2 separate regions of the Homo sapiens genome follow, and region 2 is linked to region 1. Evidence: chromatin contacts called from ENCODE Hi-C data. All regions are on one chromosome and are shown on one strand. The core of a region is the stretch at or near the end of the contact, and the rest is flanking DNA. Distances in the headings are between cores, read along the strand shown. Region 1 has its middle 39 kb from the start of LINC01765. Region 2 has its middle 88 kb from the start of NGF.

Region 1 (6,509 bases), core at 1,605-4,104:
CCCCAGGCATACTATGTGCTGGGGACCTAATGGGGAAGAAAGACAGTTGTGCCCAGATTGCCAAAGCCTTATCAGCCATTCTCCAGAGCTAGAACATTGTCCTATGGGTATCAGAGAATTTCAGAAAACAGAATGACATCATAAAGAAAGCACTGGATCAAGAGCCAACAATCCATGGGATCTGCCAATCCCTAGCTATGTAGCCTTGGGCAAGGAACTGTCCCTCTTGGGGCCTCAATTTCCAACTCTGTCAAATGAGATAATTGAGCTAAATGACTTTTTTTATTATTCCACAAGAATAAAGTGAAACAATTTGGGGATAGAAGCTTGGTTTAGAAACAGATTGTGAAGCTCTCTGCTTGGGAAGTTTCCCCATGCCCCTGAGCCCTTATCTGGACCATGCACAACCATAAATGTGCGTTTACATGTGTACACACTCATTCACACCCCTCCAATCCATCCTCTATTTGCTCGCCACAAAGGGGTAGGATTAAAATGCTTCAGGAATCCAAAACCTCTGTAGGATAAAGCTGACACTCCTTAGCATGGAAGACAAAGCCCTTCACAGCTCTGCAGTCTCATGTCATACAACTTCATAACTAGACCTTCAGGATCCAGCCAGACCACCCCTCCCTGGCCTCAACTCCCCTAATACATTATTTGGCCTCACATATCTGCTCCTAAGCCCATGGTGCTTTGTCTGCCTGGAATGCCTTTTCCATAGCCTTGCTCTTGGTAAGCCTCATTGGTAGACCACATTTACTCTTTCAAACTTGCTCAAGAACAGCCTCTGCAGCAAAGCTGTCCTCCCCTCCCATGTCCCCCTCCTTATGCATATTTCTATCTATGCTGGGACACTGGATTGTAATCACTGGTTTCCATGGCTCTCTCTTCCACAGATGATGAATGCCTCAAGAATAAGAGCTATGTCTCAGTGACACTTGTATCCCCAGCTCCTAGGGCTGGAGACATAGAATGCCTAGACTTCTATGTAGCTGGCCATGGAATGTCCCCAGCAGATGTAAAACTAACCACTTGCATTTTTATTTAACTGTTCTGATTGTGTGCCCCAAACTACAGGATGATCTCTCAATGTTTTGGTGGGAACTGGAAACTTCTAGAGCTAAATTAGCTGCCAGAAAAGAACTGTTCACCGTAGGCTGGAGACCCATTGTCTCCTTCTGTGTTCCCAGCTTTTCATAAATGCCACTTCAGACTGTGGGATAGGCAGGTAGGAAGGTGGGCCACTCAAACTTGTCCAGCAATGTCTTGTTTTCATGAAGTCATAGAACCTCAGAATTGAAAGGGATCCTAGAAGCCATCACAGCCTTCCACCCAGGGCAGAACACCCCTACATTCCTTACAGGTGCTCATCCAAACTCAGTAGGTCTCAACTCATCCTGGTGAGGAAGCCTGGCCTGCTCTTGACTGGTTATTAGAAAAATGCTTCCTCATTTAACCGAGGTAATCCCAGCATTCCATGTATTCCTGTCTCAATAAAATCTCATTCAAATAAGAGTCTAACAACCTAGAGTAGGTGAAAATGCAATTCAAAACATGCTGGGAGTTCTCAAAAATTACTAAAAAACAATCATCCTCTTACAATCCTTTTTCCTCATATTTCTCTTTGGATCTCCTACTCGGTGTAGAGGCTCCCAAAACTCTCCCTCTTCTGACTATTCCCAACCAAGCCCGCAAGCAGGCTGCAGCCTTTCTCCACGAGGCCCCCACCCCCATCCTGCACAACTAATGATGGTGGATACTCTCAGCCTCTCTTGCTTTTTAATTTTCTGTTGTTTCCTGTCTTACCCCACTCCCCAGATTCTGCTCTACAAAAGGGATCCCAGGAGCTTCTTGAATATTGACAACACTTATTTTTTTAATTCTTTATAACATGTTGATGGAAATAGAAGCATCTGCATGTCAGGAAGCTGTCATACTTCTCTAACGTCTTTTCTTCTCCAGTCTACACCATCCCCATTTCTTCAACTGACCCTCCAATGGCACAGCTCCCAGAGCCCCAGCACTCCGATGTGCCATTCCTTTTGATATCACCCTTGAGTAATTCCCACAGTATTTAAAAAGAGATGCACAATTATTGTGGATAATAGTAATTATCCACAATAATTCAAGTGTGGTTTCACAACACATAAGACTGTGGAACTCCATGAAAAAGAAGCTTTATGAATGAAGCTGAATAATGCATTACTTTTACCACATTTTCTTAAAAAATAAAAATAAAAAGTACAACTCTGTTCAAAACTGGACACTAACTTCCCGAGGGCCCACCACACTCCCATAGGTAGGCATGTTGTGAGTGGAACGCCGATGGACGCGGGCCCTTGGCACGACAGGCGGGGCCGAGCACTCCTAGGAAGGCCACTGTGTGGGGTGGCTTGAGGGGCTCTAGGGAAACCCCATCCTTCCCATCAAAAATATCCCCACCACCAGGACACATCACTGTCCCATGTCACTCAAAGGCATTAAAAGCAATTGGTAAGTCGCAACTAACCCAACAGGAGGAAGACACCCTCAGGAATGGGCATTAATTAGGGTCTTAGCTGAAGTTATTTCAGATATTATTGGCTACCGCTAAAGGAAGTAGGGAAAGTTCTGAATGTGCCATAGGTGAAGGTTGTGTACCTCCAGGGGGAGCATGAGGTGAGGTGAGGTGAGGGGAAGGCAATGAGAGAAACAAAGGGTCCATGTGAAGAGAATGATGGCGCCTGGTAAGGAGACTGGCCTGAGCCGTAAGTGCGTCTGTGCTGCTTGGCTCAAGCTGCCAGCAACGGGAGCGTAACTGGTTTCACAAGGCTCCCAAGTGGAGCCACACTGCTCGCGGCCTCCAGTGAAGCACACGACCAGAGTGCCCTCTAGCGGGGGGAACGAGCGCTCACCACCCCTCAGGTCCAGGTATTAATAGATCAGCATGGACTTGAATTTTCCGTTACCCTGCTTCAGTCATTTGGTCAACAAGCATTGGTTGAATTCCCACTATGTGCTAACACTATGATAAACACCAGGGGAACATGTGAGTAGGCATGATCACCACTCCCAAGAAGTTTATGGCCAGACTGAGGGGGTAGGACGAGTCGGGGAGGCGTGGGTGCCAAGGATGCAGGCTTGCAAAGGCAGAAGGGGTGGATGGGCCAGGAAGGTCTTCCCAAGAGAGCAGACCCTCATGCTGAGGAGATGTTTGCTGGACAGACAAGTGGGGGATGGGCATTAGCACAAATTGGAGATGTTCTGTCCCCACCTGGAGAAAGAGAAGGTGGGGGTCATGGCCAGAAAGGAAGCTGGAGAGGGGCGGATAGGGGGAGATCATGGAGAGCTTGGCCTTCATTATAAAGATGACAGGAAGCCACAGAGGCATCAATCAATTTTGCAGATTTATAAAAGGATCACTCTGGTAAAGGGAGCAGCAGCTGAACTGCAGGGAAGCAAAACAGATGCCAAGTTTAAAAACGAGGGCCAAAATTAGGATCAAGATGAGGGAACCGCAAAGGGGAACAGATGCGAAGGAAAGAAGGTCAGCAGGACTTGGTGCAGATTGGGTGTGGAGGATAAAGGAAATAGAGGGGTCTCCACTGTTAGTGGAGAGGGGACTCGACTAACTCTCAGCTCCAGCTTGGGAGGCTAGCTTGATGGTGATGTCATTCGTCAAGCCAGGAGTAAAGGAGAAGGAGCAGGTTAAGAAGAGAGATGGTGAGTTCAATTCTGAACATGCAGAATTGGATGTGCCTGCCAGGGACACCAAGAGGAAATTCTGGGAGGTAACTGGTAATTGACTGTTTAGTCTGAAGCACTGGGAACTGATCTGGGAGTTGGCAGTGACCTATGGCATTGGAAGGGAAAAGCTCTCTCAAGGTAAGCACTCAACATGAAGAGAGAAAAGAGCTGAGGACAAACCCTAAGGGAAAGCTAATGCTTAAGAGGCAGTCAGAGAAACAGCAGCCCCGTGGAGACTACGGAGATTGAGGTGGAAAGAGAACAAGAAAAGAGCTGAAGCCAGAAAAGAGGGAGCTGCAAGAAGAAGGGTGTGACCAACTTCATGAAATGGCTACCAAGACAATGTCTTGTAATGAGTTGAAGAGTCAGTGGGCATGAGAGAGGGAGTTTGGTCTTGCCGGCATTCAGCTTTGTGATCTCTTCAATTTGGATTCTTAAAATGTCAGTTTTGTTTCACTCTACCGCTCTGTGTTCAGGACACTCAGGTAACTATTTCTTAGGGGATGCAAATCCTTGCTTTGGTAATACCTGTCACAAGACTATGAGAAGGATTCAATAGGATCATTTACATAGAGCACCTAGAAAATTGCCCAGCACATAGTAGGCACTCAAAGCTTCCTCCCCCACTGAAATAACATACTTAGGAAAGTAAATTTAATAGAATACAGATGCACATTAGATTAGCTGGTCTCTAGGCTGACCAGGTCATGGCTTCCACCACTGAACCAGGTAACCAAGAATGGTGTCAGGTCAGTACATAAACTCCACCAAGTGGGCACTGTGATCCGGTGGCTCATATGTTTGCTGGGGATCAGAAATTGGATCCTGATATTTAGATTCCTTACTAACCTTAATGACTCATTACAACAATACTGTAAAGATGGATACCATTATTCCCTATTTACAGGTGAGGACACTGGACTTACAGAGGTTCTATAACTAGCTCATTGTCACACATTCTGTCTTGCAAAATGGGGTCCCTTTTTAAACTGTGTCATCTTCAGGATGTCCCTTTGGAAGATTTAGGATGAGAGGGAATGTACAGGTGTGCTCGCAGGCACACACACAGACACACACACACACACACACACACACACACATTGTACTGAATGGTAGCCACTCTGAGCCAAAGCCCAGTTTGTTCTCAGCCCTGCAGCTAGCTCATTATCTCATCCTTACTAAGCTTCTCTCATTGCTCAGTGCCTCAGTTTCTCTATTTGGAAAATGAGACAGAATAGTCCTGTGCTTCCCCACTTCCTTCTAGGGAGTGGCCCTGATGAGATCATGTCTGGGTTGCAGGATCCATGGAAATAGGTGAAGCCAGGATGTGACACTGAGCTGTTTGGCTTGGACAGGGGGAAGGCCCATCCTCTGTCTCACTTTGAGTGGATGTGCACATTCAGAAGCCCCAGACCAATGTTACAATGCCTAATGATCAATTATTCACTTCTGGGGCCTAGAACAAATAGGAACCTGGGGGTTTTAACAGTTTTACACAATGAGAAGCAAGTAAATAAAAGCTATTTAATGATAAACCTTCAAACCCAAAGGTGCTAGGCCAAGTTTAACTAAAATGGCATAAGGTCTGTAAGTTGTTATATGGATTTGGGGACCTGGTTTCTTTACCCTGCCCACATTCTTAGCTTTATCCCTCCCTCTGATTTTAAACTAGCCCCATTTCCAAGTGCCGAATCCAAACAAAGAAGCTGAGGACAACTTTATTGGATACAGTGTAAAGAAATCTCAACAGGGCTCCTCCAAAACATCTCACACCTGAAGGTTATCAGTCTTACATTGTCTTCATCACCCCCAGCAGGTCTCCCTTACCTCTTTCCCACCCTTCTTATCTGTCCCTTGCCCTCCGCTTCCCTATGTCTATACACACATACACACACACCCCTCTAGCCATTCCAACTGTCAAGAGGGGCAAACCACCCTGAAGGTATCTTGCCCCACAGCCTTCGGAGGATACTCATGTGTCTGGAATGTTCTCTGGCCACCTCTTCACCAAGCCCATTCTGCCCTCTCGTCTACCTGCTCCTGAAAATCCACTTCCTCTTGAAGGTCTTCTTAATTAGATAAAAGCAGCTTCCCCAATCCCACCTACCTCAATCTATATCTTATAGCTGTTCCCACAAACCACTTTCCTATCGCAATTATTCACTCATCACTTTTTCTAACCTCTAAAATGCACTTAACCTTTATGTGTAACTGATGTTTATTCTCTACTGGTCAGTTATGTAACTTTCTGATGTCTTCCCATGTTCATGTGTGTCCCAGACTTATATAATGTCAGCATGGGAAGACAATGAGTTATCTGGCAGCAACAAAACGGCATTAATAAGGAATTTGTAAAGATGAGAACAACGATGATCACATTCTACAATTATTTATTGAGCTCCTCCTATTTGCTCAGCAGTGTGTTATCTTGGGGTTGCGATGTGAGACAGCCATTAAAAATCTATGAAGTACAGTCCTTACAAGAAGAAAATGTTATCAATTTCTCACTGAACACTACAATTCGGAATTTACAAAGCATTCTCCAATATTGGCATTGGACCTTCATTTCTGTTAGATAAGTTGGCCATGGTTGCTTATCATCAGATGTCATCATTCCCATTTTACAGGTGAGGAAATAGAAGTGTGGGGACGTTCGTGGCTTGTCGAAGTTCACATAGCACAAAGTGTCAGAGCAGGGACTCCTGAATATGGATCCAGGGTCTGGGGAAGCAAAGAAAGTAACACACCCCCAGACACAAACACAAGCCTCTAAGGGAAGT
Region 2 (6,509 bases), core at 1,572-4,071, 290 kb before region 1:
TCTTTGAGCACCTGAATAAATGCTACCATCTACTGCCTCAGAACTTCCTGTTAAGTAAGATAAAAATGGTTTGTTAGGTTAGACATTTGCTTTTTAAAGGATGGGATATATGAGGCTAATAAATAGCTCCAAAAGTAAGGGCTCAGACACAATAGACACATTGCTTGTTCTTGAGTGGCTGAGGCTGGATGTTACAGGTCACAGGTGGTGGAAAGCTCAGGGACACAGCCAATGGAGGCCCTGCTCTTCATAACACATGGCTCCCAAAGTCATCTTGGGCATAGAGTCACAGTTAGTCAGAGGGGGATGAGGATAGAGCTACTCTTTTGGGAGGTTTTACGGGCCAAACATATGACTCCCATTCACATTCCATTGGAAGAACTGGCCACATCTAACTGCAAGGCAAGCTGGGAAATGTATGGTAACCAGGAAACCATATTCCAGCTTCTATGAAAGGATGAATTTTGGTGAACAACTAGCAGTCTCTGTCACACACCTGTAAATTGAGTTTTATTTTTCTTATTTGCAGCTGAAAGAATTTGTCACTGATCCAATGGGTCTGGAGATAGGAGAGGCATTTTGGTGGGTTATACAGAGTTTTTCTTTGACTGTGGTATCTACATTTTTCAAAACGTATCATATGTGATAGGTAAATCCAAGGAAGTGGATGACTTCACTTAGGAAGAATGTAGAGAGTGAGAAGAGATACAGAGATAGAGCCCTTTGAAGTGTTCACTGACCCATCTAATGCAGAATCATTCCTCCTTATTGCTGGTGAAAAGAGCAGTTCAGACATCTCAGTGGCCTATAGAGACCTCCCTTGGGTTGAGTAGCCTCATGACTCAGATGTAAGAATAACTCTATAGACCATGGTTGCCCAGATATTTCTGTTTTGGGTGGATTCTGAATATAAAATTCCAGCAGCGCTATCTTTGCCTCTGTTTTCATTCTTTAAGGTACTAACTTTGACAAATAGCTGAAAAAAGTCTTGAGTGTGTAGTGTGTTCAACTTCTTTCCTTTCCTGGTGAAGATATCATATGTGGACACCTAGCAACCTGGATCCTGAAATAATGTGGAAAATGCCCCAGGGGCTGTTCTGTTCTTTCCTCTTTCTTATCCTCTGTCCTATGGCTTCATATTTGGAAACTCTAACTTTTCTGGGTTTAACTACATAAAGCCACAATAGAAGCAACAATAAAGGCATTCACTGGAACTTTCCTCCACCAGAATCTACCTTGAGATTTGAATTTTCTTGAAAGGGCATCTCCATTAGACTGTGGTTTTTCCTGATAACTTAAGCCATTCTAAGGGGTAAATACGGATGACCCCACGATCTGAGCTGACACACCTTGTGGGCCTCATGATTTGTAGTGTATGCAGTCATGGGTAGACATCAGATGTCCTCCACCTGACTGGCCAGTGATGTCCTCCAACACTCTCCCCTCAAAGATCCCAATCACAGGAGCTAAGCAGGAAGAGAACATTCAACTGTGGGTTGGTCTGAAAACTTAGGGATGTAGGCACTTGTTAGCCAGAGCCTTATCTATTTATAATTCAAATAAATTCCACCAGGGCAGAGACCATATTATATACATTTAATTTTACTCTCCCACTCTGCCATACTATATATTTAAAAATAATGATAATTACCAGAGATGGAGTTCTTACTTTAAGCCAGGTACCATGCTATGTGTTTTACCTGAGTTCCTCATTTAATCCTCATAAAACTGTATTAGATAGGTAGTACTATTTTCATCATTTTATAGATGATGAAACTGAGACTAAAGGAATTAAGTAGCTACCTGAATAGCAGAGTTTAAAAATAATCAAGCCAAGATCCAAGCCCAGCAGCTTAATCCTTACAATAAGAATTAAGGTAGATTACCCTTACCTTAGATCACCTCCCCTTAATCCTTGTTGTAAAGGTTAAAGATCTATGTAGAGCGACTGAAGCCAAGCACAAGAAACAGCTACTATCTTTATGTCATTGCTCCTTCTGAACAGATGCAAGTCATGTGATTTTCTTATACGATCACATGGGTGGGCTGTCTTCCATCTTGTGTGATGATGAGAAAGCTATGCAAAAATTTCTTTGTTAGGAAACGTAGGGGTTTTGTGACATGGTAACAACTAAAGGCTTGGTGAACAGGCAATATCTGAGGAACATGGCCCAGAGAAATAAAAGGTCCCACCCAGTAGTCAACCTCCTGGCCGGCTAAGTTATAAAGCTTTTCTGATAATATTTATTGGCGTCCCTTGGATAATTAAATTGAATCAATTAGGTGTTATTGTGAGCATTTTTTTCTTAATAAAGTTTATTTTTCCAGCATAAAAGTAATATAAAGCTTGGAAAATACAGCAAAATAAAAAGAGGAAAAATCAACATGATTTTACTGCCTAAAAAATCCCATTGACATTTTTGTCTTCTAAGAGAAATTTTGTGTTTTTTTTTTTATTTGTTTGCTTTGTTGATAGCTTGAGAGACCTTCAAATTCCCATGTACCTGAGTCATCAAAATTTCTAAATCTGGTCAGTTCTTAGCCCTAGAGTCCCAAGAGTGCCATAAGATAGATCCTGGCAGGGCAGTGGCCAGAGGGGCTGGTCTGAACAGGGTGACAGAAGCCCTGATATCTCAGGGAAAAGCACTCAGCGTAAGCCAGGGTCGACCTTGTCCAGAAGGAAGTTTTCCTGGGCTCAGTTCCCACCCTCGTGGTCACATCACCGTGACACAGCAGGAAGTGGCCTCCCCAGAGCCCAGGTCTCTCACAGGAAACTGTTGTCAGAGGCTTCCACATGGGCCAGCAGTCCCTGCACATTGGGTTAGCAGCAGCATTCCAATCCACAGGATTTGTTCACAGGCTGGAATGCTGGCCTCCGGGCTGGGCTATGGTGCTTCCTCTACTTGGTCCTGATGCTTGTGGTGATACCTTGTGGTGGTGCCATAAATCAGCTCTGCTCTGTGCTTTCCCCGAGAGATTCCCAAATGAATTGCCACCCAAGCAGGCAACGTGAGATACCTCCTTTCAGATGTCACGTACTAGATGGAAGTTTGTTCTTAGTAGAGGGGGTGAATAGCAATGTCAGGCTATGGTGTTGGAGTCTATTCAGTTTCCCACACTTGACCCACATGTCAGTCATGAGCTAAACCTCAGAGGCTGTCTCCTCAGTGTTAGTGGTTATTTTTCCTTGGCTAGAGGGAAGAGCAAAGGAATGGGAACCCAGAAGCTGTCACGTCAGCTGTAGGTTTGCACACCCAGTGCTTGATGTTAGGCAAACCACCTCATTTCTCGGGGTCCTCGGCTTCCTTAAAAGTTTATTCTCTTAATTGGACAATTTATTAGCTGACCTTCCTTGCAGCTACCAATCCAAGAGCAATTGGTGTTCACAATAATGATCCTTCAACACTACAAGACCCTAAGACACAAGTGAACACCCTATAATCTTAGGGCTGCATGTGTTTTATTTATTCAGACTTGTTAAAACCTGGTGATCCCTGTGCATCACTTATGGAGACTCTAGTAACCGGCGTGGTGAACAGCCACGATAGAACATGGAATGTTAAGCAAATTCCTCATTCTTTATTTTGAGGATGATGCCGTGAAATGTGTAGCAAGAAAACTAGCAGGGCTGAAACAATACACACAGGAACATGGGCTTGTCATGGGCACTCCTAGGAAGACGGCTGTAGGCATGGGACAAAGGCTTTAGGCTGTAGAACCCAATGCTATGTGAGGCTCTATCTTTTTGCCCCACAGACTTACACAACTTCTGTGGCTGAAGAAGGCTCTCACCAATTCACTTTTCTGTGAATTGTGCAGTCACTTTCCAGTTGTCCTGTCTCATGGCTTTCCCTTTAATGTCCTGCTTCCTCTGTCCAGTTGCATTTAGCCCATGCTAAATGCACTTCTCCACAGGGCACATGAAGATGTGTTACAATGAGGCCATGACTTAGCCACTGGGTGGGCTGTGGGTCAACCTAAAACTCAAACTACACATGAAGATAAATGTGATTTGGGAGACAGACATGTGTCTCAAAACCACTATGCCATAGACTCGGGCATGTTTTGGAGTGTGATGTTTCATTCTTACTGTGACAGAATTTTAAATGGGACTTTACCTGTGTTTTCTGAGTTACACCTGAGCGCCCAAGGTGACAACTCCACTTTCTAAAGAAACTTCCAGGCCATCCATATTGCTAAGAGGTGGTTCTACCATAGTTCTATGGTTCTTGTCCCACCTCTAGCCTATACATAAAAGAAGGCTAGAGCTTGATCAAGGATGCTGAGGAGTAAAGATTTCCTTGAAGTGACTTAACAGTGTCCTGAGTTTTCTTTTCCCTTCTCATGGGGTTTCAGGGAAAGTGCTTTCTTGCCCCTTCTTCAAGCCAATACAGAGATTCTGTTGCCCTGGTGCTGCTGGAAGGCCACAGCAGAGCAGGATGGAAGAGTCCCTTGGAATTTGTAGAGCAAATACACCAGTGCCTGAATTGCCTCCAGAAAATTCTAAAAGAGAGAAGGCCACTAGTGCCGTTTACTAGAGTCAAAAGTGAACAAGGCACTGAAGTTGGGCAAGCTACTCTTTCAACAGTGACTGAGCAAGGTTGCTTTCTCCTGGGGCTAGCACAGATACTGCAGAAGATGATTGGTCTTGAATTGTCTTGAGAGGATCCTTCCTATATGTCTGCCCAGCTGGGGCAAATTAACCCCAGCACAAACCACTTGGTGCAGGCAGTGGCTTGCCAGGAGACAGAGTTTGCCAGCCAGAGACTGCATGGCCCATGTCAGAAAAAAGATTGCAGTATCTGTGGTCCCCACCAGAGCACGGACTCAGAAGGACCTGCAATTGAGAACGAGAGGCACCATCTGGGCACCTTCCAGGCAGAGTGCACTCACATCTAATTCCAGCAGCTCCAGCCCATAACAAAACACTTTGCTCTTTTCCTTTAATTTTCCCCTCTTTTGATCCCAACCATGGAGGGAAAAGAAGCGATAGACAGAGAGCTAGAGGGGAGACAGAAAAAAACAGAAAGGAAAGTGAAGTCCTCCTCTATGCAGGTTGCCAAACTGAGATCAAGCCTGATGGGGCAGAAAGAAAAAATAATCGTTTGAAGTGGATAAGTTGAAGTTTTGGTTTAGTTTGGATTTAATCCCTGAAAATTAAGAACGTTCACACATGAAACTGATCTGAAAAGCACAACGATCTGCTAATGACATCATCCAGGGCAGGGGGATCTGACGGTCTATTTGATGGGTAGCAATGAAAGGAATGTAAAGTTTGCTTTCTGATTCAACCTCTTCAATAAGCTGGTCACATTACAATTTTGGACTCAGACTTCTGATTCTGGGAAGAGAATAAATGTATTTTCCTCCATTCCTCTTGCTTGGTCCAACTAAAAACCCTGGATATTATGCGTAAAACAACAACAAAAAAGACCCTAAAAGGGTGAGAGAAAAGGGAGACAGACTAGGGACCTCATGATCCAAAAAATGACACAGAGTTGAGTTGCCTAGGCTTGCTTTCTGCCTCACATATCCCAGACTGGGTGCTGGAGAAGCCAGCAACAGGGGAACACCAATGGTGCAGACATAAAAAAACCCAACAAAAGCCTGCTCTCTCTAGCCAAAGTACTGGGAAAAGAGCAACCTAGAAAGCTACAATAAAGCTTATAGACAGAAACTGCTCTGCTCCAGTCAAATAGCAGAGGAAAAACTGATTCTCAACCCCAAAAACACCAGCAAAGATCAAGTGGCGAGCCTAGGCTTCCACCCTCTCTGGGATGTAATGAGGTGCCCCAGCTTCCCCCACCTGCTGTTGGGGTGGCGCCTGAGAGGGCTAACTAGGGAGCTGGCATTTTCATCTCCACCTACTACATTTAAAAAGAGGAAAAGCCTCAGCTAAATAGTTTAAGTTCCCGTATCAATAATCTGGAAAAAGAAAAGCAAAACAACCCAAAGAAGGTGAAGTGAAGGAAGGAAATAATAAAGATAACAGATATTAATGAAACTGAAAACAGAAAAACAATAGAGGTAGTCAACAAAACAAAGACCTAGTTCTTTGAAGAGAGGAATAAAATTGGCAAACCTCTAGCAGGACTGACAAAGAAAAATAGAAGACACAGACTTCTAATATTAGGAAAAACAGGGGGCATCACTATAGACCTTGCACACAGGATGATAAAGGAGTATCACAAACGATTCTATCTCTACAGATGTAAATCTCATGACTGAGGTGAAATGGACCAATTCCTCAAAAAGCACAAACCACCAGAACTCACTCAACATTAAATATATAACTACTAAGGAAATCGAACTCATAATTTGAAATTTTACAAAAAAAGAATCTGCAGACCCAGATGGTTTTACCAGAGAATTCTACCAACTGTTTAAAAAGGGATCAAATCACTTTTACAAAATGGCTTCTAGAAAACAGAAGAGGAGGAAATACTTCTTAATGTGTTTTATAAAGTTAGTATTAATAGGATACTAAAATCAGACATTGACAATTGACA

The links. A loop is a pair of places that touch in the nucleus more often than their neighbours do. Pooled maps may share reads with other maps.
Region 2: a map of ascending aorta shows a loop between it and region 1 (5-fold over the local background). The contact joins two enhancer-like sites. A Hi-C loop is called at or near these places in 3 of 168 maps with a recorded cell type or tissue (PC-9, aorta and ascending aorta) and 6 of 50 pooled maps.

Annotation. Positions count from the first base shown.
Region 1 is chr1:115,135,441-115,141,949 of GRCh38, reverse strand. No RefSeq gene overlaps it. Among named protein-coding and RNA genes, the nearest start is that of LINC01765, 39 kb to the right of the region's middle. Within about 2 kb of position 2,854, at least 2 of the 41 ENCODE cell types and tissues checked have a DNase peak (open chromatin) inside an H3K27ac peak, as active enhancers do; they include ascending aorta, where a contact is called at or near this core.
Region 2 is chr1:115,422,708-115,429,216 of GRCh38, reverse strand. No RefSeq gene overlaps it. Among named protein-coding and RNA genes, the nearest start is that of NGF, 88 kb to the right of the region's middle. Within about 2 kb of position 2,821, at least 11 of the 41 ENCODE cell types and tissues checked have a DNase peak (open chromatin) inside an H3K27ac peak, as active enhancers do; they include ascending aorta, where a contact is called at or near this core.